Regions from separate parts of the Mus musculus genome. Here region 2 is linked to region 1. Evidence: chromatin loops called from intact Hi-C (ENCODE). Cell type or tissue: left cerebral cortex. All regions are shown on one strand.

Region 1 (2,500 bases):
TGTCTTTAATGTTTAGTTATTTCTACACAAGTTTCATAGCCCAAAGGGTTTTAAACAACAATTTGTCACCTCCTTTGGCTTTGTGATTCGGGAATTCAGCCAGGCCTTGGGTGGGCAGCTCATCTGCTTCATAATGCCTTTCTTGGCATCCTCCTGCGGTGCTCCTGCGGAGACTGAGTTGATCTGGAGGCAGCATCTTAGTCTCACACCTATGCTTAGCACCCTGGTGGGAAGACTCCCCACATGAGCTTTCAGAGAGTATGCTCTGGGAAAGCACCAGCCAAAACCTGCCAGCTGGGGAACCCACACATGATGGCCTGTGCGGTATCTATTCAAGGATAGGACACGACCTGCCCAGATTTTAAAAAGCAACTAAAAGGGACTAAACCAACTCCCAAGAAATCTGTGGATGCTTTTTATTATGCTACACTCTCCAAATCCTAAGTGACCCCAGTGCTGAACTCTTTCAGGGATTGGAGTGGCTTCAAGGAACAGCCAAATTAATTCCTCCTTTGTTCTTTGTTGAGACAGTGGAAGGCAGATACAGCACATCACTTTGGAGCTTTGGTCAGACTCTTCTCAGAAGCTAAGGTCATTATCAACAAGAAAGTATCTGTTTATATAAAGTTGCTATAAACACAGAAAAGTATGGCCAAACTCAGATGTCAGCATGGAGGTAGGGTTATGAATAAAGGCATTTGAAGGAACTCACCCCCAAGAAATATTCTGTATATTGTTATGGCTAAAAATCCTTCTTTTTTGTATCTATTTTATTATATACAGTGGAAGTCAGAATAAAAATAGAACTTAACTCTTCTTTAATTAGACCCACGGGTTAATGACTCCCAATTGATTGTATATAAATAACCTATTTGAAGTAGAGATTTCTTGACTCCACTCAGATATGCTGATTCCTATAATCTGGGACAAAGACAAAATCTGGCTTATAACAGAAAACATAAGCTTTTCAACAGAGGTAATCCAGGAGGCAGTTTCTGAGAAAGTAACAGCAAGCATGCTTGTTGGCTTCATCTCATATTAGGCAGCTCAGAGAGAGCTTAATTCATGACCTTCAGAGTGGCGCTGACCCTGGATTCAGACAGCAGCAATCCCCATGCTTTGCTCCATGATACCACTGGCCACATACCTGTGCAGGTATTACCTGGGATACCAGTGGCCACATGCTTATACAGCTGTTTCCTAGGCTCCCACTAGAACTCTCCATGGAAATCATTTTGAGAACAGAGTCACCTGGCCACGCAAGGACTGCTCCTTCCAAGGGAAGTATAACTTAGAGCTCTTGACATCTTAAACTCATTTTTTCAACGCTGCTCCTACACCCACCCACTTCAGCAAACACCTTATATAATGAAATTCCAAAGAAAAGAGGCCACTCTTTACTCTGTTCTGCTTGGGAGTAAAGGAGATTCTTAGAGCTGGTTCCCAAAGATAAAAAACCAAGACAACATACTGGGGGTGTAAGTGGAAGGACATAATGTTGAAGGAGACACAGTAGACATATTTGAGTTTATACAGTGCAAAACCCTTTGGGAGCTATACAGGTCAGACAGACAGCACTCAAATGGTTTAGAATCAGCATACATCAGCATTGAGGTGAGAAATGAAGTGTGCCCTATGGTTTTACAGAGCTATTAAGTATGCAAACTTGGTCCTATGGGGGTGTATAGTTCTCTTTCCCAGAGTGATCATGTACATGTAGAAACGTCACTATCATTACAATTAGCCAAGAGGCTTCGAGTAAATAATGATGCCCAGATCTGGGTCTTAGAGGAACTCTAGCCAGGTGCAGACTGACTTTCTGTCCAAATTTTACTCCGAAAGTCAGCTGTCTTTGTGGTAATGTGTGGGTTGCTCCATTAATAGACACTCGTCTTTATCACAAAGCATTTCTACTTTGCAAAGTGAGGTAAATAGTATAAAGAGATTAACTAAACAGTTTCCTAGACACATTGCCTAAATTTCTAGAGTGGCAGCAAGAGAAAGTCAGCAGAAGAGAACAAAAATTTGTGTTTACTAATGATTGTGTCTTTGACAGTATTCTAATGGGCAGAGCACACAGCACTGTTGAGATCTGAATGCAACTATAAGCTTAAATATACCATGTAATGCACAAATTCCTTCTCTACAATGAAACTCCAGAAAAATAATGGTATCATATGCCTTACACTGTAGATTCAAAAAGTCTCATGATGACACTGTGTAACAGCCTGGCCAGACAAGTCAACAAGTTATTGGTAACACACAGTGAGTTGACGGTCATCCCCACCGCAGGCAGAATTATATTATAAACATGGATCATTGGAGAATGCATGAGGAGCCTAGAGCTCTCAGAAAGTTAAGCCATCTCCTTGCAGGCAAAATAAACAAAGTGCATCCAATTCAAATAGATGTCAATCTATGCTTCCCTTTGAAAAGTCCACAGCAGCTGAGAATTTCAGTGCAACTCTTCCACATCTTCCTTCAGAGAGGATGAGAACTG
Region 2 (2,500 bases), 84 kb before region 1:
GATAACATACCACAGACCCCTTATTACTGTATGAAACTGAAACCAGTTCAGCTTCCTGAATTCTCTTGAAAATTTACTCTTGGAAAAAAAAAGGGGGGGAATCAAAGACATATTCGATGATTCTCTGGATAAAATAACTTCTCCTTTTTAATTATGTAACTACAGGTTAAGTCTGACTAGAAAGTAATTCCTGAGATAGATCTATGAAGATTAGGGAACAAGACATACACTACAGTGTAGAGTGGCGTTGTCACAGCAGAACTCCTGGCCTGCTTTCTGATATCTGTCCTCTGAAATAATAGGATTCAAAGACTCCTTCTTAATCTGCACATCTTTTCAGGCTCATCGATCAGCCTTGAGAAAAAGAAGCCAAATAAGCTTCATGACTAATCAATCCCTCGCTTCTAAAGGAGGAAAGCAAAAGCAGACGATGATCCAGACTGCAGACCGCAGGTGCTTAGTGGGATGGGTTTAGGGGAAACTGAAATAGAAAGAACAGTTGGGGACATCCTTAAGGGTCTTTTCCTTGAGATTTCCATGGATCATCACTGGGACTATGTCAAGATAGAAAATGGCAGGAAGCATCTTTGACTCCTATATTTTCAAAGCCCCTGCGATGTAAGCCTCGGTGACTTTTCAGATTATACTGAGCAGACTGCCATTTACTCTACTATTATCATATTACATAACTTCCTAAATTCAAATTAACTCTTGCTACTTTATAGTGTTTTACCCTCGTAAGGGGTGGGGGAAGCATGTTTCCAGATGTGCTGCAGCTAATGTGCCCGAAAGAAAAAAAAAATGACTAATCCCTTTTTGCAATAACAGTATGATTGGCACCCTATATGGACAGATAACTCATGTGATGGGAACAGCTTGAATTCCTCAGGCAGTTTCTCAACTACAAGCCACCTCCAGTTCTAGTTTAAAATACAAGCCAATCTGGTCTTTTGTACAGCTAATAGTTTAATTTGATCTGTGTGGAGAGGAAGAACTCTGGGGTTTCTTAGCCTCACAATTCTGGAACTTCTTCACCTGGTAACTGGACTGGGAGCTAGCAGATGGTCCAAAGTTCAGCCCTAAGTGGCTTATATATAAGCATTTAATTAAAAGGACTAAATAAAAATTCAGCTCTGCATGCATTACAGAACAATTAAAGATATAGGCTTATTCTTAGAAAACAGCCCCAAAGAGATATGGACTTTGAACAGCACAGAACAAAAGGCAAAGCTACCGAGATTATTATGCTAGGCTCCAGATCCCCAGAGACAGCAGCAAAGCTTCCTTTTTCAAATGTGTATAGCTCAGGCCTACAAATAGCATCTTTCTTGGAAATGTCTGTTGCCTCCTTCCATCTGGAATTTTGTAACTAAGCATAGGTCCACATAAAAGCCAGTTGCCATTGTTCCCTTTATTATATGAGCACAGATTCAGAAGCCAATGTTATAAAAATTCTAAAAAGAATTCTCATGGAGGAAAACCACATTCGTGAGTACTTATTTACACCAGACTCTAAAAGTGCATGGCCTTTTCAGTTTTTGTTCTTTTTTTTTTTCCCAAAATGACATTGTGTCAAATAGAAATGCTAAAGCTCATGTGTGAAAGGGACATATCAGGGAGAGACTTGACATGAGTGCCACAGGTAACTCGGACAAGTTTGAATCGACACTCTCTTTCTTCACAACATAAAAAGAATGGTAGACATCCTGAGTCTTTCCCAGAGTTCACAGTCTTTTGTTCTTCATGATCAAAGAGTCACCAAAATCAAGGCTTCCACCTAGAATAATCTGAGGATGAAAACTCTCAAGAAATACAATTGCCAAATAAATTAGGCTTGTAATCTTTTACATTCTTGAATTAAAAATAAGCGTTAATATATTTGTGACTTTCTAGGCTACAGTTAAAAACTAATTCCTGGATAAATTCAAGGCACCAAAAAAATGTACACCCCACAGTAACTTTGCATATAAAATTAGCATGAGCCAGATGCATGGACCAGAGAATAGAGGGACTTGTCACCACCAAGCCTGACAATTAGAGTCTGGTCCTCAGAATCAAACACCATAAAAGAGGAGAACAAACTTCTGTAAATTGTCCTCTGACCTCATGCTCTTATCGTGGCATGTGCACCCATGCCAGTATATACACATGAGCACGCGTGCATGCACACACACAGACCATAAATAAATACATGGAAACAGTAATATATACTGCATTTTCCTGATGTCAACAAGTTTTTTAATTAAATAATAGTACCTTTCCATGATTAGAATTTGTTATAGGAAAAACAAAGTTTTATATATTCCCAAAGCAAGAATAATAAACGGGCAACTGATATGACTGGTTAGATATCTGTACACAATGCATTTGTCAGAAGGGATACCCTACCTTGCCTGAAGACCATAGGAACAATTCATTTGGTGATGTTTGCCTTAGTTTTATGTTTATTGGCTGCCAACTTAAATATGTATGGTTTAATTAATCAAACTTTATAATGTCC

The links. Hi-C counts contacts between places; a loop is a spot of excess contacts. Peaks named below come from ENCODE experiments on the same cell type or tissue, not always from the same donor. Only the 100,000 strongest peaks of a DNase experiment are listed, where the experiment ranks them.
Region 2: it touches region 1 in a loop (7-fold over the local background); 3 of 42 quality-filtered maps call a loop at or near these places.

The regions. Positions count from the first base shown.
Region 1 is chr5:9,493,384-9,495,883 of GRCm38, reverse strand. The region is part of intron 5 of Grm3 (glutamate receptor, metabotropic 3); the gene reads left to right. Among named protein-coding and RNA genes, the nearest start is that of Mir879, 120 kb to the right of the region's middle. In left cerebral cortex, no CTCF peak of the experiment used is centred here; DNase peaks (open chromatin) are centred at 199 and 1,366; H3K27ac peaks cover 1,171 bases.
Region 2 is chr5:9,577,577-9,580,076 of GRCm38, reverse strand. All of the region lies in intron 2 of Grm3 (glutamate receptor, metabotropic 3), which reads left to right. Among named protein-coding and RNA genes, the nearest start is that of Grm3, 150 kb to the left of the region's middle. In left cerebral cortex, no CTCF peak of the experiment used is centred here; DNase peaks (open chromatin) are centred at 434, 882 and 1,277; H3K27ac peaks cover 2,144 bases.